2 separate regions of the Homo sapiens genome follow, and region 2 is linked to region 1. The links are chromatin loops, found by intact Hi-C in ENCODE. Cell type or tissue: mammary epithelial cell. All regions are shown on one strand. Links, peaks and the distances in the headings refer to the core of each region. The heading gives the core; the rest is flanking DNA.

What was found. Peaks named below come from ENCODE experiments on the same cell type or tissue, not always from the same donor. Only the 100,000 strongest peaks of a DNase experiment are listed, where the experiment ranks them.
Region 2: it touches region 1 in a loop (2.0-fold over the local background); 2 of 110 quality-filtered maps call a loop at or near these places.

The regions. Positions count from the first base shown.
Region 1 is chr9:120,279,864-120,291,142 of GRCh38, forward strand. No RefSeq gene overlaps it. Among named protein-coding and RNA genes, the nearest start is that of MIR147A, 40 kb to the left of the region's middle. In mammary epithelial cell, for the core only: no CTCF peak of the experiment used is centred there; a DNase peak (open chromatin) is centred at 5,088; H3K27ac peaks cover 512 bases.
Region 2 is chr9:120,332,756-120,344,034 of GRCh38, forward strand. The region is part of intron 2 of LOC105376253 (a long non-coding RNA gene); the gene reads right to left. Among named protein-coding and RNA genes, the nearest start is that of MIR147A, 93 kb to the left of the region's middle. In mammary epithelial cell, for the core only: no CTCF peak of the experiment used is centred there; no DNase peak of the experiment used is centred there.

The DNA.
Region 1 (11,279 bases), core at 1,126-9,125:
GAGTCTCAGTTTTCTCACCTACATAATGGAAATAATAATTTCTCCCTTGCAAAGTCATGGTAAGAGTTAAATGAGATCATGATGATAAAAGACCCTAGTACAGCTCCTGGGATATAACTAATAGGTCCTTGTTTATTCCATTCCCAGTGGCTGCTGTGAAACGGAGGTTTCCTAGACCAGTGCTTCTTAAATTATTTTTTATGAATGATCAGTGTTTTATTTTGTTTTGTTTTTCTCATTCCCATCTCATTGCAGACCAGTGCTTTTGTAAAACACAGTAAAAATGAATTGCTAGAAAAAATGAAACAAAAATAAAAAAAACACAAATTGCTAACCCCAAATGTTTATCATTAGAGTCAACAGATCTATCAAATTGCTAGAAAAGTTATTTTATTCCAATTTCTTTTGGGAATAAACGCTTATGCCAATTTCTGTTCTTGTCACAGACAAGTAATGAGCAGTTATAGACTGGCAGTAGTCCATCAACGCTTAAGGAGCACCATCCGACAGGAAGAACACTGTCTAGGAATTCCAGCTAGGGCTGCAAAGCCAAGAACAAAGAGTGACCTGACCCCTCATTCTGTAAGAGGTGCTACCATCCCACATAGGACTTAATAAAGAGAGCCAGAAGGTTCCAAGACGCACCCTCTCACCACTCTCCCACTTTACCACCTGTAACCTAGAGGTGCTCCAGTTATTACTGCTTTGTAACACATCACCCCAAAAGTTAGTGGCCTAAAACATCATATTATTATCTCTCCTGGTTTCTCTGGATCAGGAATCCAGAAAGGACTCAGCTGGGTGGCTCTGGCTTTGGAGTCTCATGCTCAGTAGTTAGTCGATGACTGAAACTGGAGCAACTGGACATTGATCTCTCTTCCTCTAGTCTTGGGGGTTCTACCTGTGGTCTCTCCACATTGGCTAGTTTAGGTGGGCCAGGGCCAGCAGGCTTCAGTAGAGGCTCAGGGCCCCAATTTGAATGTTTAACAGGCTAAGAGGATGTTACTGCCTTTCCTGCCTCACCACACAAGCCACACTGCATCACTCTGGCACGTTCTATTGATTATGAGCCCATCACAGGCAGGCTGTGGTGGCTCACACCTGTAATCCCAGCACTTTGGGAGACCGAGGGGGGTGAATCACCTGAGGTCAGGAGTTCAAGACCAGCCTGGCCAACATGGCGAAACCCCATCTCTACTAAAAATACAAAAATCAGCTGGGCATGGTGGTGGGTGCCTGTAATCCCAGTTACTCAGGAGGCTGGGGTAGGGAGAATTACTTGAACCCAGGAGACGGAGGTTGCAGTGAGCCAAGATCATGCCACTGCACTCCAGCCTGGGCAACAGAGTGAGACTCTGTCTCAAAAAATGATAATAATAATAATAATAAGCCCATCACAAACCCTCACAGAGTCAAGGGGAGGGGAATAGGGGAATTAGACTCTACCTCTTGAGGGAGGAATGGCAAGATTCTAGAGTCTAGAATAATATGTGGGACAGAAGATACTGTTGCAGTCGTCTTTGGAAAACACAATCTGCCCCAGAAGTCTATAAGGAACAATAAGGGGAATTCTTTGGGGGGACTTGTAGGGGGAGAGAGCTGTGGGGCTTCCCCTGCCCTCTCTGTGGGAGAGAAAACACTAAGAGTGAACTGCTTCTTGAGATTATGGGTTTGGGGTGCTGGGAAGAAGCAGAGCCTGGCATCCTCCACCCAGCATGGGTGCCCACTGAGCTGTTAATTCTTGATCCCAGTGCCAGGGACTATGTGGAGCATTGAAGAGGAGTTCTGAGGAGTCCCAGGAGTTTGGGGCAATGTGAGCAGAGAGGTAGCTGAGGCTGCCTGTGATGGTGGCCAAGGGGAGGCAGTGAGGGAGCAGCTGGGGCTATGAAAGTCAGTGGGGTGCATGAGTTTCTGTGGACCGAATGGATCCCCTAGAGGGTTCCTGAAAGGACTCTGCCCTAGAAGGTTGCGTGCTGAGTGGAGGAGGCCCTAAGAGAGAATGGTTGAAGGTGAATTGCCAAGGACCAAAATTGTGGGTGCATTTTCAGAGAGTGTAGTCATCAAGGTCCCATAGTGGGTTTCTATTCAACCACAAATGCATCCCACAGGAGGTCACCAGCCATCAAATTACAACAGTACTGGTCCTGTAAGCCCATAAGATGTCACTGCTTCTCCCCTAATCTCTCCACTCCTGGGCCCTGACCCTGGAGAAACCATCAACGGAGGCGAGTGGGGTGGAAAAACAAAGTGACGATGGCCAAGTGATGAGGAGACCAAAACCAAGCTGCCTTCCCAACCACAGGTCCTTAAACTATAGGTGAGCTCTGAGCTGGGGGCAAAGAGAAGCCCTGAATCAGATGGGAGATTGAAGTTTTGATTTGGACCTGGACTTTTTAATTCCTTAAAGTAGGACTATGTTTAATACCTAAAAGTAATTGAATAATAATGTATTAACATTGCTTCATTAATTGTAATTAATGTACCATACTAAGGTAGGATGTTGATAATCTCAGAAACCTGGGACTATGGAAACTCTCTGTACTATCTTCTCAATTTTTCTGTAAAAGTATTCTAAGAAATAAAGTCAAGTTTAAAACATTTTATTTATTTATTTATTTATTAAATTTTTTTGACAGTCTTTTAATTATTATTATACTTTAAGTTCTAGGGTACACGTGCACAACGTGCAGGTTTGTTACATATGTATACATGTGCCATGTTGGTATGCTGCACCCATTAACTCATCATTTACATTAGGTATATCTCCTAATGCTATCCCTCCCCCTTAAAAGTGATTGAAAATCTCTGAGATCTGTCTGAGATGCCTTGAAGGGGTGAAGAAGTGAGAGCCAACAGAACATGTTTGAAGGCAGTGGAGGGAGAAAAGTAAAGCTGTTTCTTGTTTATACCCTAAGAGGCCAGTACATTCAATAACAGGTTATATTAGTGATACTTACAGATGGAATGATTTTGAGAGTATGACAAAATTCTGATATTTTCTTCCAAACCAAATGTTGTAAAATGTGTCAGCCTCTCTCCCATTTCAAGCACCATGATACAGAGATGACTAGGGCATGGGATGGGATTGCCTGTGGGTTTTGCTGCCCCAGCACATGTTTCCCCTATTTCTTAGATCAGCTCCTTCATATTCCTTTAGGAAAATATCCCTCCCTGACTCACAGTCCAGGTGACCCAGGAAGAACTGATTCCAATCTCCTCCACACCCTTAATCAAAGATGGGACATGACTCAGGTCTGGCCAATCCTTCAGTTCCCAGTGATCCATTCAGAAATGCACATACAATCCAAATTTTTCCAATGAGTCCCAATCCCCACATTTAAGAGGAGAATCTCTCTTTCCACTACCTGGCTGTGAGAGAGCCATAGCACTGCCAGGCCCACCCAATATAGAGAACTCCCTGGGAATGAAACCAATGTGAAGGAAAAAAGAAAATTAAGCACTAAATCCTGGTGACATCATTTGAGCACCTAGATCAAGCCCTATCTGACACTAAGTATCCCTGGAACCTTTCAATTATGTGACACAATAGTTTCTTTTTTCACTTAAGTCAACTCAAGATGGGTTTCTATTCCTTGCAGGAGAAGGAATCCTGATAAATTCTGTGCAAGTTCCACCCTCGAGCTAATCTAATGTGGGAGACAAACATAGAAAGGAATATAACCAAGATGCCAGCTGGGCCCTCCTGACCCTGGGAGATGCAGGTGCCTGGCTCAGACATCCTCATTCCAAGAGGACAAAGCACTTCCCATGGCTTCTTATTCCCAGAGATGTGCAGCTTCCTGGGCCCATTTGCCCCACACCTGGGTCTGAGGCTGCTCCCTTTGTTTTCACTCTAAATCCACTCAAAAGCAGAACCCCGAATTTTGTCAACTTATCCATATACTCAAAAGCATTCATGAGTGATGCACACTTTCCTGAATGACACATAGGGGAGGCATAGTGCACCTCCTACAGTGATCAGCACAGAACCCCCATCTCAGGCATTCCCTGTACTCCCTAAGTGCTTTCTCAGCTGCCCTTCTGATGGAGGGCAGGAAGAAGACTTTTGACTGGGTCTTCTATCCCTGGAAGAGAAGAGACATCCCAAGTTCCTTTCCTATCCCCCAGCTCTACTCCTAGATCTTTAAACTCCTCTACCTCCATTATGCACAGTGACTCCACTCTAGCTCTCACCCCAAAGTTGTTTATATACAAATACACCAAGGTGCTTGGCAGAACAAAATCTTGCCTGTTAACTTAATCCACTCTCTTTAGAAGCAAACTTGGTAAATAGGAAAATAATATTTTACTAAATATAAAAAACATTATAACACTATGCAGTAAATACTTCACTAGAGAAAGATGTACAGGGTATATGGAAGGGACAGGGAGGGGATCCGTGAACTCTGCCCAAGGGGGCTTTAGGAAGGCTTCCCCATGGAGGTGATACGTGTGCTGATTGTGAAGCATGGGGAAGTTTTTGACAAGTAGAGAAGAGAGGAAGGTCATGACCAGCAGAAGGAAGAGCATATACTAAAATGCAGAGACCAGAGGGGTCCTAGTCGATGTGGGGAGCAGCTTGAGGAGAGTATGGAGGACAAATGGTGAGGAAGGAAGGGCTGAGGAAGTGACTCAGGTGAGGTTGGCAGGAACCCAGTCATGGAGGGTCTTGAGGCCAGTGAGCAGATGGATTCCATCCAGCAGGTGAAAGGAAGCCATTAACAGATTTTAGCAGGACAGCTAGATAGCCAGATTTTGTTTAAAAAGATCAGGCCAGTTTGGAGGAGGTCACCAGTTTGGAGGAGAAATTGGAAGGCTGATGGAAAAGGGGTAGAATTGAGGGGAGAGGAGGTCAGGAAGCTGTTGCAATGATTCAGGCTGAAAATGATGGTGCTCTAATGGGATTGAGAAGACATGGATGCACATTGCAGAGCTTGGTGGCCACTTGAATATGGAAGGAGACAGGGAGGGAGGAAAATTACGTCTTCCTTTAGAGCATGAACTCCTTGACAATGGGTCTATGACTGTTCTGTGAATTCCCAGCACAGGATCTCACATGAGGTAGGTGTTCATTGCTGCACACCTGTATAAACAAATGAGAGCTGACTAATGAATGAGAGTGCCAGGAAAGCTGTGTAGCCTTGCTCAGAGGTGAAGAGGGAAGTGGAGATCACAGCCAGAGATTTATTTCTAAGAAGAAATGTAAGACCGTTAATTGGGAAATGGGTCACAAGATGAGCAACCTGAGAATGGGATGCAAGGGAAGCCAAGCATAGATCAGGGCAGAGCAGGAAGTTCAGGGCTCAGCTGGTGAATGATTCTCAGAGATCTACTATCATGTAGCAGAAAAAGGCCTTGAAGAACCAAGCAGGAGATAAACTTCAGGCAATATGTCCTCTGTACCATGTATGAGGAAGTTAATGCTGTAAAACAAATCTCCCCAAAACTCAATGGCTTACAACATCAGGCATTTATTCTCATGCTCATGGGTCTGCAGGTCACTGTGGTTTGGTGGATCAAGGCTGGACTCAGCTGGACTTGGTAGGGCAGCTCTACTTCAGCCTGCACATTGGCTGAGCTTGGCTGAGCTTTGCTGAGTTTGGCTGAGCTTGGCTGGGCTTGGCTTCAGGCTGCAGCTTTGCCTCAGGGCCACTCCACATGTCTCTCAACCCCCTTGGACCAGAGGCACATTCTTCTCATGGCAAACAGCAGAATGACAAGAGCCCAGACCAAATTGCACAATATATTGAAGGCCTCTGATCAAGTCTTACGTACTATCATTCCATTGGCCAAAGCAACACACATGGACAAACCCAACACATACTCTGCAAAGAGCAAAGCAGTGGCAGAAGGTGAGACTGTGCTATCTTATTCCAGTGGAGTGATTGGGACCAATAATCCAAGCTATCATGCACCATCTTATTTATCCAGAATCTGCAGGCTCCCTCAGACCCTGCCAGTAAGGCACAATTATAATGCAAAATGTTTCCACCTACAGGAGCATGCAAAATTCATGGAAAGCCACAGCTAATGGAGTTCTAGTTAACCGTATCATCTGGGGCCCTCACCCCCTTATTCATACAACCCATGAGTCTAGAGTAATTAGAAGTCTTTTAAGGAAGGTTAAGTTGAAGGGTCTAAGAAATCTAACAATATCCTTATGAAAAATCTTCCTCCCATCTTCTCGGGAAGATTAGAGTGGAGACTTCCTTAGCAAATTCCATCCACGTAAGTCATAGCCACCAAGGTTAGCTATAATGTCACCCACTCCTTTGTCAGTGAGCTCCTCCCTGCACACCACTTCATGCATCTTTTATCACCACCTTAACACCTTTATAAAATATTGATTGCTCATTCCCATGGCCAAGCCAAGGGCCCCAAAATGAGCTTGTGTGCTGATGTCTGGAGTTTGGGGCACTTTGCTGATGACAGAACCCACTTGGGGGACTAGGAAGACCTTCTAGCCCCAGCATGGAAAAAATACTGGAGAGTTAAACTAACATCATGTTTGCCAATGAGAAAATGAGGATCTAGGAGGACAGTTCATGAGAAGGGAGATGAAAGGAAATAAAAAGGTCAGGAGGAAGGAAAAGGAAGCACATGAGTTGACGGTGGGACCAAGCTGAAAGCCTGATCATCAGCTGAATTTGTTGTTAAATTTAATGGGCTGTAGGTGTTGATTGCTCAATCTATAAAATGAGCTATTAATTTGCTGTTCTAACAGGATAGGACCTATCTTATGCAAATTGATTTGAAAGCCAGCATCAGCTCTAAGAGAACAGTTCAGACCTCTCCCAGGCAGAACTGTCCAAGACTTTCCTGCTGAAGGGCACTTAGCCAGCTTGTAACCGTGCCTAGTGAGGGCCTGCCTGGCAGAGGGCCCCTGAAGTCAGGGGACTTGCGTGCCTTGTCCATCTCCCCCACAAGACTTGAGCTCCTTGAGGGCAGGTCTGTAACTGCCCTGTTCACTTCTGCATTCCCAGCACCCAGCATAGTGCCTGGTACCCAGAGGATCTACCACGGCTCTGCATGTGATTTTGGACAAGTTTCTTATTTCTCTCAGTCTCTAGTTCCACCATACATATAGAAGAGGGTTTGGACTGAGTGTTGTCATGGAACTTCCATTATCCAGGTCATCAGTTAACTCTGAGTATGGTCCCTGAATGCTAAGAGACTCTGAGAGATGAGAGAGTAGGTGGAGAGACTGGGGGGCTCTTAGCCCTGGGTCTCACCTGACTCCGTGGGCCTACTCTTCAAGACACAGGCCCTGCTGACCCAGGTTTCATGGAGCCCTGGCCTGAAAAACCTTCATTCCCATCTCACTTTAGTGCTGACTTGCTATGGGACAGTCACTTTTCTATGGGATTCAGCTGACAATGTCAAAGAGAATAATGACTTTGACCTAACAGGACTGCTGGGAAGCTGAAGCTGAAATGATGGAAAGAAAGGTGCTTTAAAACTAAAATATTCTGTGAACATGTCAGGTGAACATTGGCTTTGAAGACAATGTAATCAGGCTTCAAATCCCAGCTCCACCACGTGCCAGCTGTGTGGCTTTGGACAAATCACTTAACCTCTCTCAGCTTCACTTTCCACAGCAATAAGGCTGAAATGATCATTCCTTCCTCACTGGGTTTTCAGGAAAAATTAAGTGAAATAAGGTCTGTAAAGTGCCTAGTACTATAATGCCTAGCACCACAGCACTGGCTATCTAATTTGTAAGACCCAGTGCAACATGAAAATACAGGGTCTCTTGTTTAAAATTTATTAGGAATATAGGCCAAGCACAGTGGCTCACGCCTGTAATCCCAACACTTTGGGAGACTGAGGCAGGCAGATCACCTGAGGTCAGGAGTTCAAGACCAGCCTGGCCAACATAATGAAACCCTGTCTCTACTAAAAATACAAAAACAATTTGCCAGGCATGGTGGCAGGTGCCTGTAAGCCCAGCTACTTGTAGGGTTGAGACAGGAGAATCATATGAACCAGGAAGGTGGAGGTTGCAGTGAGCCGAAATTGCACAACTGCACCCCAGCCTGGGCAACAAGAGTGAGACTCCATCTCAAAAAAAAAAAAAAAAGACAGAAAATAAATAAATAAATAAAATTTATTCAAAATATTAAGATGCAATAGCAGAGCATTGCATCCAAGTCCAGGGTCCCTCTCAGTGCAGGGCCCTGTGTACATCTACAGGTCACACGTAGCTGCTGAGGTATGTTGGGCCCTTCTCTCTCCTCTACCTTAGACCTTGCCTTGCTCAGCATATATAAATAGAATTTGGATTTTTTTAAAGCAAATCACTATTATTATTCCTAAAGCAGCTTCATTTTTCCTCCCTGAAGAGAACTGAGTCACTCATCCTGATAGACACCAGATAAAGGAAGAAAGAAATCAACTTTCTGGCTGCTGGCGAATGCTATAGCGAGAGTAACAGGTTTACAGGATAAGCCAGGAATTATAAGAGGAAATACGTGACCAGTGATGTTTTTCCACACATGGGAAGAAACCATGAGAAGGTTCCTGAAAGCACCATGTTCCTTGTTCACAAACTATCAGTGGTTCCCTGTCCAAAACCTTTAAGAGAATGTCTATTACCCCTATAAAGTTGTTCAATGACCTCTTAATTTTCTAACTATCTTCCCTTGTACCCTACTACGGGCTTCAGTAAAGCTGCTTTCTCATTGACTCCCCTAAATTACAATGCATCTTTCCACCTCTATGCCTTTGTTCTCTCAGCTTCTGCCCCCTAGAATGTACTTTTCCCATTTCTCAGCCTATTAAAACAATTTCCAATCTGAATTTACATTCAGTTTCTTCTAGGAGGCAATGCAAAATAGTCTCCATGACAGGGAGACTGTATTAATTAGCTTCTGAGGCAGTAATGAGCATTTTCAAAATCTCAATGCCAGCTGGGCGTGGTGGCTCACGCCTGTAATCCCACCACTTTGGGAGGCCGAGGTGAGCAGATCACCTGAGGTCAGGAGCTCGACACCAGCCCAGCCAACATGGTGAAACCCCATCTACACTAAAAACACAAAAATTAGCCAGGCATGGTGGTGGACACCTGTAATCCCAGCTACTCTGGAGGCTGAGACAGGAGAATCACTTGAACCCAGTGTGGGAGGTTGCAGTGAGCCGAAATCATGCCACTGCACTCCAGCCTGGGCGACAGGGTGAAACTCGGTTTCAGGACAAAAAAAAAAAAAATCCTCAATGCCTTATAGTACAAACATTTGTCTTTTGTTCACATTACTGGGGAGCTGCTTGCTGACTTTGGGTCAGTTCTATGTGTCTATCTGCTCAGCTCTGCTTAATTTTGCTACATGTGTTTTCTCATCCTGGGACCCAGGGTGAAGGAGCAGCACTTGCCAGGGGTGTGTTATTCTCATGGCAGAGAAAAGGAACTCATGAGAAACAGAGCCAAACCACATGAGCCTTTAAAGCCCCTGCTCAATATGCAAAGCTGTAGGGGTGGGGAAGGACATGCCACCTACAGGAAAACATAGCAAGGGAAGGGAATGAGCAATTGTTAACAAATAACACAACATATTCAGCATTCAGAGAGTGCATTGAGGTCAAATACTCTGTTTTGGATCCCAGTTACTTCAATTATTTGTTGAGTATGTACAGGTAAGCTCTTAAACCTTCTGTGCCTCAATTTCATTATCTGGAATAACAGAGTTAGAGTACTTATTTTTAAGGTACCTAGGAGGTATTCAGTAAGGTAATGTCTGTAAAGTGTGTGGCACAGCCCCTGGCACATGAGAATTACTCATAAATAATATTTTTGTCAATAGTATTTTTTTTTTTTGAGATGGAGTCTTGCTCTGTCATCCAGGATGGAGTGCAGTGACACAATCTCGGCTCACTGTAACCTCCGCCTCCTGGGTTCAAGCGATTCTCCCGCTTCAGCCTCCTGAGTAGCTGGGACTACAGGCACATGTCACCACACCCAGCTAATTTTTTTCTATTTTTAGTAGAAACGGGGTTTCATCATGATAGCCAGGATAGTCTCGATCACCTGACCTCGTGATCCGCCTGCCTCGGCCTCCTAAAGTGCTAATAGTATTTTTTTAATTATGGCTAGTGATAATTTCCCCTTCACTCTTGTGTCCATTTATTCATTCATTTATTCAACAAACATTTTCTCTGCATTTTCTCAGTCAGGCATCTGCCTGAATTTTCATCACAGCATCTTAGTCCTGAGGAGCGTGGGTTCCATTAATAAGTCCTATGATTCCCAAACCAAGAGTTGGCTGACATCCTGAGTCAGCCACACCAATACACACACAACCCCACATTTGTTAGAAAGTCCTAGAGACATTTCCCTCTTGGCCTGGTTCCATTTCAATCTAAGAAATCTACAATCAGTCCAGTGAAGGAACATAGGCATATAAAACTTTAATTAGTTTCATGAAGTTAAAATTGCTTTCATGGGTGGAAGGAATAAGGTGGGGGAGGTTAAGACTAAAACCAAAAAAAGAAGAGAGGAGAAAGAAAAATATAGGTTGTAGGGGCAGAAGAAAATTCTCACATGAGGCTAAAAATGAATCATCTGCATTTGGCTGGAAACGCTGCAAACGTCTTCTGACTCTGCCAAGGAATTGTCTTTGTAAATTACTCAGCTTTTTGAGTGAATGACAAGAACTCTGGAAGAGGGCAGGGGGGACCCTGAGCTGGAAGGGTGATTTAGGTGTCAGGACCAAACAAGAAAGCAGACAGTTCTCTTAAGGATGGACGAGAAAACAAACAAAAAATTTGCTCTCCCACAAATTTCTCCAGCATCGCCCAGACAGTTCGATATAACAGAAAACCCACAAATCCCAGGTCTGCTTTTGCCATCTGTGCAGCCTTGGGCAAGCCACTCTGCTTCTGAGTGTCAGTCCCTCCACTGATAAGAGGCAGCAGCAGGACCAGCCTCTCGGGGTTGTTAGAAGATTAAATGAGATACTGTGTCTGTGCCTGGCACAGAGTGGCCACAGAGAACCTGTCAGTTCCAGTTCCCTTCCTGCATCGAGAAGGAAACCCTGCTGGCTTCAAAGTTAGATGATTCCTATATTAGTCGGGGTTCTCCAGAAAAACAGAACCAATGGGATGCAAATATGTATAGAAACAGATTTATTGTAACAAATTGGCTCATGCAATTATAGAGGCTGACAAGTCCCAAGATCTGCAGTTGGCTGGAGACCTAGAAGAGTTGATTGTGTTGTTCCAGTCTGAAGGCCAGCACATGTGAGACTCAGGAATTGCCGATGTTTCAGTTTGAGTCTGAAGGCAAG
Region 2 (11,279 bases), core at 1,030-9,029, 53 kb after region 1:
CAAGAGCAAAACTCCATCTCAAAAAAAAAAGAAAAGAAAAGAAACAAAGAAAAAGAGCAAGAGAAGGAGCCAGGGTTCAAATCTAAGATTTTGAGTTGCTAAACCTAAAAATTGGAATCCCGGCTCCTTCAACTTCCACTTGGAGGTTTCTTCTTTGAACATGTGTCTGGAATGCAGTGTGGGGATTTACAAGCTATACTTCCTGGACTCCTTTGCACCTGGGGTTTAACTGTGATTAGGTTCTGCCAACCAAATGCTGCCATGCAAGCTTTGGAAGGCAGAAGAGGAGCATCACAGGGAGAGAAAATGCCTCAGCTGCCCCTTCTGCAGACAAGCCCAGTCACAGGTGTCTCTGATGCAGCTGTAGCAGAAGTCCCAGAGCTTGATCCCTCACTTTGAAGAAAGGCAGGGCTTGGGCATCCATTCAGCCTCTCTGAATCATGGAGAGGTGGCATGGCCCTAACCTGCAGCAGCAGGGGGGCCTCTCAACCTGGCAGGCACCTGCTGACCCGGCATCATAGCAGCAACAGCAACTCCCTTGGTGTCCCAGTTCTGTGTGTGGCTTTGGGAGATGCTCCTAAAATTTCAACCTAAAATCTGTTTTTTCAATGCTCCCAGTGATTCTGTAAGCACTGTAATAGTCTGTAAGACCCTGGGTGATTTTGTACCTGAACCCCAACCAATACAGATACAAACATCTCTCCCAACTCCTTTACTTCCACATGTCAAAACCAAGATCCAGAGAAAGCAAGGGGCTTAGCCACAATTGCCTGAGAACCGGTGTGTCCCAGACCTTCGTATTCCAAGCCTGTGCTCTTTCCACTCCACCTTCAGTAACAGAGAGAAGGAGAAAAGCCAGGGAATGTTGTGACAAGAACCCAGGAACCCTGATTTCCGGGCTTGTTTCAGACAATGATTCTATTGGTCTGGAGACATCCTTTCTTAATTTAGAAAGTTGTGTAAGTTGGCACTGAGTATTCCAAGGAAGATATTAGCCTGAAGCCTTTCTTTCCTCACTATAATCCTCGGCAGACCCTATGTTACCTACCTGAAAAGCCCCACATTTGGCTGGACCAAAAATAGGACATTTTTGGAGAAGGCAATAAAAGTCTGACATATTGCTTAAATACTGTAAGTATAAGTTCCAAAAGATGCATGCACTAACCAGATTTATCAATATTAAAAACCATCTCTGTGAGTATGAAAAGTGAGCATAATTGTGGGAGGCAGCTTTTTCTTTGCTTTTTTAAAAAATCATATTATTTAATTTTTAAAGCATGTACACATTATTTTTAATAAACAACATTTAATTATTAAAATAGTAACTTATACATATGTAAATGGTTCTATATAGTACATAAAATATATATTTAGAGATATATGACATATATGTTTTTTATGGATGTATGTGTATATATATACACATATTTGGAAAGTCCTAATGTCATGAGAAATGGCAGTTACATAAGTTGAGTAAATTTGGCTTTATGAAAAACTGATTTTTTTAAATGCCTGCTATGGCAGGTAACTTCACTCCTGAATTATCTTCTTCAGAATGCAAAAACACATTTTATCTTATGCCAACTATATTTGTTTTTAAGTTTTTATGCCAGCCACCCTGGTTTACAATGAGATGTCTTTTTTATTCTTGCATTCTTCCCTATATTATTTTTGCAAGGCATGGCAAAATGGTTATGGAATGGACTTTCCATCAGTTATCATGATGTTAAGGGCACATTTTTCTGGCTCTGGTGTAAGAAAATTCTGCATTAAACAAATCTCTACTTGCCCACAAATTTTGAAAATTTCGAGTATAGCCATTTAGCTACAGTATCATAAACCATGGCAAGCAAAGCTGCAGTTACTAAGGGCTTCCTACCCATTCACACGTGAGAGGGCAAACTGACCCCACCCTCATTCCGCTGATCTCAGTGACATCTGACCCTCTGCTCTGGAACTTCCAGGACTGAGACCAAGGTTGGCATTCAAGGCGCTACTAAGAGTAGGTTGTCCTCAAGGCTTCTGAAGTCTGGCCCCTACTTACTTCCTCTCCTATGCCTCACTCCAGCCAAATGCACCTTCCCAATATGTCCCTAAACCATTCCTTGACTCACTCTTTCTTCTTCCTAGATTTCCCTGACATTGTCACATGTCCAGATCCTTCAAGGTGAACTACAATAATAAAAACAGCCAGTAATTCGAGCACTTGCTATGTGCCTAAGTATACGTTCAGAGATTTTGAAGCAGCAAACACTTACTGAATGACATATATATTAAGTCCTTTGCATCCATTTCCGTTTAATCTACACAACCATCGTCTAAGGTCCACCTCAGGAAAATGAGTGACAGAGTTTACTAACTTGCCCAACGTCCCCCACCTAGGAAGGACTGAATCCATAGTATGAACTGGGCAGTTCATCATCAGAATCACGTTCTTCTTTACAACACTATATGGGGTTCTGGACAGTCGATTGGTACACTGTAAACAATTGTTGTCAAGGAAAAAGGCTATAAACACCTCAAAAAGTTAAGCATAGAATTACCGTATGACCCAGCAATTCCACTCCTGGGTATATATCCAAGAGAAATGAAAGCACCTGTCCACATAGAAATGTGTACGCTAGTGTTCATAGCAACATTATTCACAATAGCCAAAAGGTGGTAACAACACAAATGTCCATCAACAGAGGAATGGAGAAACAAATTGGGGAATAGTCAGACAATGGAATACTATCCAGCTATCAAAAGGAATTAAGTAACGATAGATACTACAGCATGAATGAACCTTGAAAGCATCCTACAATGGCCCTGTCACTATAGGATGTTGATCAGGGAAGCTGTGCATATGTGGGGCTGGGGGATATATGGGAAACCTCTGTACCTTTTGCTCAATTTTGCTCTGAACAGAAAACTGCTCTAAAAAAATAAAGTCTATTTTTTTCAAGTTGCTGTATGAGTTTGCTAGGGCTGCCATAACAAAGTACCACAGGCTGGGTGGCTTAAACAACAAATTCATTTCTTCGTGATTCTGGAGACTAGACATCCAAAGCAAAGTGTTGGCAGTGTTGGTTTCTTCTGAGGTCTTTCCCCTTGGCTTGCGGATGGCCACTTTCTCCCTGTGTCCTCACGGGGTCTTCCCACTGTGTGTGTCTGTGTCCTAATCTCCTCTTCTTACAAGAGCCATCAATCAGGTCGGATTAGGGATCACCCTAATGACCTCAATTTAATTACTAAAGACTCTGCCTCCAAACACAGAAAACTTCTGGGGTACTGGAAGTTAGGACTTCAACATATGCCCATAACAGTCATATATTATATGATTTCTTTTCCATGAAATGTGCAGAATAGGCAAATCCATAGAGACAGAAAGCAGACTAGTGATCACCGGGGCAGAGGAGGAGAGTGAGCACCAAATGAATCAGGGTTTCCTTTGGGGGTGATGAAAATGTTCTGAAACTAGAAAGAGCTAATGGTTACACAGCATGATGAATCATAAGCTGTACATGGTTAATTGTATGATATGTGAACTTCACCTCAATAAAAACAGGTTAGAAAGAAAGGGGCTTCTCTGAGATTCCCATTCTTCCCCCTCCCCCGAGCCACAGTACAAGGTCTCTATGCCTCTTCACCCAGGGTAAAGCCCGGGGCACTGAGAGACCATGGGCCTGGAGTTGTCCTAAGTATGACATAAGATTAAGTCAAGTTTGCCAAAGACAGAAGGAAGAAAATGGCCCCAATTTCAGGAGGATATAAATGAAACCAAAGCTCTGAGCAGAATATCAATCCAAAGAACCAACTGCTGTGTGTCTGAGACTGGCCAGGTATGAAGTTTATTCCTGTGTTCTGGGCCCCTTGCCAGCACTTTCTGTGAAGGCTTTGTAAATGCATCAGGCTGGCCTCACGCTCCATCCTTTGTTCTCTAAAAGGGAAACTGTTTCCCAGATTTTGCCTCAAGGTGGGGAGTCAGAAAGATGAGGGGTGCGACTACACGAGGAACATGAGCAGACTCTATTAATGCCTCCCTGGGGCCGCAGCCAGGGCCCTGCCTCCTCTGGGGCCTCAGTGGGGTTCCATGTGGTCCTGGGTCTCCTTGACCCCAGTGCCTCCCACAGGACATGGAGGTGTTTGCTTTTTCACCTGTCTGCCACTCCGCACTGGGAGGCCCTGGAGTGCAGGGACAGTGTCTCATTCTATCTTGGACCCCTGGTGACCAGAACAGGGCCTGCAACAGAAGAAATGCTCAACTAAAGTCCGAGGAAGGAAGAGAAGGTGGAAGAAAGAAAAGAAGGACGGCATTTGATAGGAAGCAGATGGCATGATTAGAAATAATTCATGTGATCTTGGGTTCCACTCATCCCAGGCCTGGCTCCCAGGTGACCCAGGGACCTGACTCCTCTCCACCAAGGGGAGCTAAGGCCATGATGTGCTGAGAGCCTTCAAGAAGCAGGAGGGCAGAAAGGTCCGTTCCTGGTGTCATTTTGCCATCTCCAAGTTCATGAACCTGATTTGCTACATCAGACACATCAGACACTCCATCTCCCTCCTCCAACAGCGCCCCCACCCCAGTGACCACACACTCTCCTGGGTCTCCAGAAGTTCCCCTGAGATGAAGAACCCTTGTCCAACAATAACCTTCACCCCCCACCATGTGCCCCAGAGGTAGAGTCGGAATCTGTGGATTCCAGGGAGGACCTTGACTCACTCCTCAACAGCCCATGCCTCAGCTCCAGACTTTCCTGGGAAGCCTTCCCCTCACTCCACGCTGCTTCCTCTGTGCCTGTAACCAACTCCAGACTCGTTCTGCTCATTATGTCTGCATGACAGCCAGTAAGTCAAGAAACAAGGAGTTGGAGCAAGGAAGGCAACTTTATTCTGGAAAGGCAGCAAACCAAGACGATGGCAGACTAACGTGCTAAAGAACCATCTTAAAAGTCACAATGTTCAAGCTTCTTTTATATTGAGGAGGGGGGAAAGTGGAGGTTGAGGTCAGGAGATACCTGGTGAACATTGACATTTGGGCACCAGCAGGAGTCTCAGGAAGTCTGAGACTTCTTTGTCCTTGCTCGGGTCACAATGCGCCCATAAATTTTTATACTTTTATTTTAAACTCCGGGGTACATGTGCAGGCTTGTTACATAGGTAAACATGTGTCATGGAGGGTTGCTGTACAGATTATTTCATCACCCAGGTATGAAGCCTGGTACCCATTAGTTATTTTTCCTGAGGCTCTCCCCCATCCTATCAATTTTTAACATAACATTGTTACTTGTGTGTATGTCCTCCTTATTTCCTCAGGGGTTACTTTTGGGAAGGGACTATTATCATCCTTACTTTAAAGTTAAACTATAAACTAAATTCCTCCCATAGTTAGCTTGGCCTACATGCACAATGAGCAAAGACAGTTAGTTTGTGAGGTTAGGAGCAAGATGGAGTCAGCTGTGTTAGATTTCTCTCACTGTTACACACCTGACCTCGGGTCTCTTTTGTAATGCCTCTGTCTTCTAGGCATCTCCACCTAGTGCTCCTCCAGGGACCTGGGCACAGGAGGCCAGCACATGTCCTGCCCCCACAAAGCTGCTCCTGATCCTGTGTTCTCAGCTGCATCTCTCAGTTTTCCCAGGTCCTGAGGTCACCTGCAGTGGTTCCCTCTCCCATTCCCATCATCAATCAATCACTGTATCCAGGTCATGATAACTTCTCTCCGTCTCCTTCCATGTTCAACTCACTACCATCTCTTTCTCTAGAACCACATTAACAGGTCTTCCAACCCTAAAGCTTGCTCCCCCTACAGCCCACCACACTATATAGCCAGAGCAAGTTCTCCAGCACGATGGTCTGACTGGGGCAACATCCTTCTCCTCCAGGACAAAGCCCAATGTCCCCAGCCCTCCACCACCTGGTACCAACCCACCCTTCTAGGCTGCCTTCCCCCTCTCTTGCAGCCTAGTCTCTTCCCTCCAATCACACTGCCTACTAATGATCTACCAGTTTCTCCCCACGTGAACCATCCTCTTCCATCCCTTTGCATGCACATTGTCTTCTGCTTAGAATACCTTTTCCTCATCTCTATCTAATAAATTTTTCTTCACCCTAAAAAAATCTATTCAAATATCAGCTCCTGTGATGGCTTTTTCAATGTCACAGGCAGAGGTAGCTGCTTCTTCCTCTATTCTCTCACAGTAGAATGTAAAAAGCATTTGTTAGGAGCCACATCACAATGCACCAGAATTATCCATTTACAGTATTTGTCTCACCCATTAGAAGATAAATGCCTTGAATTCAAACTCTGAGTGCTCACATGCTTAAGAATGTGCCCAAGAATAGGGTAGGCAACACTAAGTATTTGTTGGAAGGAAGAGAGAGACAGAGAGAGGAAAGGAGAGAGGAAAAGAGAAAAAGGAAGGAGGGAAGAAAAAAGAGGAAGGGAGGGAAGGAGGGAGGAAGGAAAGAAAATAAGGGAAAAAAGGGGGAAAGGAAATGCATGAATAGATGTACAGAAGAGTTTTATCTGCTCATTTGGTTTCCCAGACTTACTGCTGAAGAAATGAGTGCTTTCAGTAGAATGGGTCAGGAAATCCTACTTGCTTCCTCAGTTTTCCCAAAGAGATCCATCTCCAGAAGACCAAATAAAATACGTTCTGGAGATTATATAAATTCAAATAAGCACAGGTTTTGAAGACTGGAAATTGTACAAGACTTCATTTTACAATTGTACAGACTTCTTTGTTCTTACATTCTATCAATATGAGCCCAAAAGCATTCACAGTGCAGACAGCATCATCCACCATCTTGGAAACTGAAGCTATATGATGGTTTTGCAAGTATCTTACAATGCAAAATTATGGGGGCAGGCCTGTCATGTGTTAATGTGTGCTAAACTTTGGATAGTTTGCAATAAAATTTCCTATGACTATTACTTATTGAATCCTTGCATTTTATGTTGGCCTTCTCATATAACCTTCGGCATGGCAATGGTGTTACTTTGTTCTGGGCTCCTAGAAAACATCCATCACTTGAGTTATGGAGAGAACAAATATCTACAAAGCACCTGCTCTTGGCAGACAGTGTTTCAATCATCTCATGAAGAAATCAAGGATCTGGGAAGCTGGGATCACACAGCCAGTGGTGACAGGGCCAGAACTGGAACCCAGGTCGCCAGAGTTCTCCCGTATTTTACCAATACCATGAGCTCCTAAAAGCACTTAAATTTCCAACATTAAGTCCTGTGTGTCTAACTCAGCATAAAACAAATCCTATCTAGAGCACGTGGTCTTTATCTCTGGCTAGTCAAGGATTTTATCTCAGATTGCCTTTTGGCATCTGTGCCCAGCATAGTGTCTTGCACATGACAAATGCTAAGTGAACTCCCATTGTTGGCTAGGAGATGAAAGTAGAGGGCCTTGGACTGGGAACTGGAAGACCTAAGTCACATGCAGTACTATCCACTAACTAGCTTTGAGTTTTAGCTGAACACTTATTCTCTCTGTTTCATGGATTCCAAATCTGTGTTTGGACTCAGTCTTAAGTAACATATCCAGATAGTCTTTGTTTAATCAACATATTGAGCATGTACTGTGTGCCTAAATGTACCACGTGCTTTTTATACTTCGACTCACTGATTCCCACACAAGATTGCAGGATTCCTTCTACCTGGAAGGGAAACCTCTTTGAGATCAATTGTTTTTTGTTTGCTTTGTATAAGCTTGAATTATTTTCAAGTGTGACTGTTTTATCTCTGTGATGGTTTTGCAAGTATCTTACAATGCAAAATTGTGGGGGCAGGCCTGTCCATGTGTTAATTCATGCCAAACTTTGGATAGTTTGCACTAAAATTTCCTATGACTATTACTTACTGAATCCTTGCATTTTATGTTGGAATAAAAAAATCTGGGAATGGGCAAAAAATATCTATAAATTACTTGGTCTTCAGGGATACCTAAATGTAATGTGAAAAAATGAAATTGCACCTGAAATGTGCTGTAATTCCATTGTATTTTGGTCTTTTATGGCTAGTTCATGTGGAGCCCAGCTCAGTCACAGCATAGGATTGCTGTAGTGTCATGGGCATTACTTTTTCGGAGTGGAAGTTTGCATGTTTCATGTCTTGGGCCAATCTTGTGAATAGTAAAAATGAGAAAGTAGACCCCTTATTTTTTGAGGTATGTACCTGATGGCCTCTAAGAAACTGGAGGGTAATATAGTCAACGATGGCTCCGGTAAAAAGGAAAATATAACGCAAAAGGAAATTGATTAAAACAATGAGTTTCTACCTTGTACATTGCTGGTGGGAATGTAAAATGGTGCTGCACCTATGGACATCAGTTTGATGGACGCTAAACTTAGAATTACCATATTACCCAGTAGTTCCATTCCTAGGTATATACCAAAGGAATGGAAAATAGACACTCAAACAGATACTTGTATGCCAACATTCATTGCAGCATTATTCACAGTAGACAAATGATAGAAACAATCCAAGTGTCCATCAACAAATAAATGGACAAACAACATGTGATATACACATAAATGTATATAGGTATATAATGTGATACACTTATATAATGGAATATTATTCCGCTATAAAAAAGACAAACATATAAATCCACTTACATGAAATAGCTAGAATAGGCAAATTCATAGAGACAGAAAGTAGATGAGAGGTTACCAGGGGCTGAGGGAAGGGAGGAATAGGAAGTTATTGCTTAATGGTACATAGTTTCTGTTTGGGTGGATAAAAACATTTGGGAAACAGATAATGGTGATGGCTGTACAACATTGCAAATGTAACTAATGCCACTGAATTGTACACTGAAAATTGTTTAAATGGCAAATTTCGTGTTATGTATATTTTACCACAATTTAAAATAAAATTTGGGAACAGAGAACAGAACTAAAGAAACCCAAATATATATCTGTGGGCTGACTGGAAAAGGTTTGGGATTCTTGATTTATTTCACAGTTAAACTGCTCATGCTTTGTAATATGTTCATAGAATATAAATAACATTAGTGATTATAGAGTATCAATTTCTGTCCCATTAAAGCACTAAAGACTTTCTTTCCAGCTCAGAAGAAGGAGGAGGAGGGGTGAGAGGGGAAAGGTAATGAGGTTCCTGTGGAGAAAACTAGGGGAGACTTTGGAACAAAACCTTGAGCATCAGTATTTATCTATATTCAACCATTGACTGTCATCTTTATTAGGCATTTGGAGATTCCTGAGCATGAGTATTTATCTATATCCAACCATTGATTGTCATCTTTATTAGGCATTTGGAGATTCCATCTGTGGTATTGAAAATGTACACTCCACATCTGGACTTTAGCCCAAGGGCAAACGGTAGCAATTGCCTGCCCCACGGAATGTGGCCTTTGTGAAAATTAGCACTATAGGGGTGCTCAGTAGAGGAGTTGAAATTTAGAATTCAAGGAATTAGGGCAGGTGGTTTCTCTTCCCTCCCAGCATACAAACCCCTATTTATTGTTCTGGTCAGAACTTTGCTCTTGATCCTCCAGAGTACACCAAAATACAATGGAAACAAAGGAGTTTGTCTCCCTCAGGTAGCCAAGTGGTGAGAAAATTTAAATTTAGAAGACATGGGGCTGGGCGCGGTGGCTCAAGCCTGTAATCCCAGCACTTTGGGAGGCCGAGGTGGGTGGATCACGAGGTCAGGAGATTGAGACCATCCTGGCTAACACGGTGAAACCCTGTCTCTACTAAAACTACAAAAAAATTAGCCGGGCATGGTGGCGGACACCTGCAGTCCCAGCTACTCGGGAGGCTGAGGCAGGAGAATGGCGTGAACCCGGGAGGCGGAGCTTGCAGTGAGCCAAGATCGTGCCACTGCACTGCAGCCTGGGCGATAGAATGAGACTCTGTCTCAAAAACACAAATAAATAAAAAATAAAAATAAATAAAAATAAAAATTAGAAGACATGGTATGATAGTTAAAAACAAGTTGAAGGATGGCAATACCTAGAACAATGAGACCATTCACAGTGGTCAAAGGATGCTGCTCCCGGGACTGGCAAAGAGGGAGCTGGTATTGGGATAATTTACACTTTCTGTTGCTTTGTATACAGAACTACAGCAGTTCAGAGGATCATTATCCTAATGTTATTCACCCATGATGGTAGAAAAGTAGTAAGAAAGAAGGAAAAAATGCAACGTTCGGGGTGGGGGTGGGAAGGAAAAGAAAAAACAAGGATAGATGAAAAAAGTTACAACCAAGTTATTTTAATAGGGAGATAAAATATGTAAAAGGACACTTAGGGAAAGTGTGGGGAATACTGAATGTAAAATATTGATCAACAGGAATCTATGATTTAGGAGAGTGGAAAAGTATTAAGGTGGCTAGAAACAAACAGTAGTTGGTAAATTCAGGAGAAAATCTGCAGATCAGTCAGATCTTGGAAGGGAGAAAGATGAAACAAGGAGAAAAAGCAAGCAGAACTGTGGAATCGTTACATTTTTTAAGTCTCAAGAGGGAAGCCCACTTGGGAGAGACAGAAATCTCCATCAAAGCCAAGTACTAATATATCACTCCCTAGTGCCCTAAAAATAGAAAACCTACTTTATGGTAATGACATTATAATGGGTAAAAGACATATAGAAATGAAGACACTGTGCATGTGAGGTATATTCATTTCCTTTTGCCACTGTAACAAATCACCACAAACTGCATGGCTTAAAACAACACAAACTTATTATCTTACAGTTGTGGAGGTCAGAAGTCTGAAATTGTCCTCACTAGGCCAAAACTGAGGTGCTTGCAGGGCCACTTTCCTGCAAAAAGGAAAAGCTCTAGGGAAGAATCCCTGGCCTTGTGTTCTCCCCCTGCTAGAGGCCATCTGCATTCCTTGGCTCCTTGCCCCTTCTTCCATCTTCAGAGCCAGTAGGACAGCATTTTCAATCTCTCTAACTCTGACTTCTCTTCCGCCTCCGTCTTCACTTTTAAGGATGCTGTGACTACATTGAGCCCATCCAGAGCATTCAGGATAATCTCCTACTCTAAGGTCATATGATTAACAATGTTAATCCCATCTGCAACCATAATTCTCCTGTGTCACCAGGCACAGTGGTTCACACCTGTAATCCCAGCACTTTGGGAGGCTGAGGCAGGCAGCTCACTTGAGGTCAGGAGTTTGAGAGCAGCCTGGCCAACACGGTAAAACCCTGGCTCTACTAAAAATACAAAAATTAGCCAGGCTTGGTGGCACATGCCTGTAGTCCCAGCTACGCCAGAGGCTGAGGCAGAAGAATAGCTTGCACCTGAGAGGCCG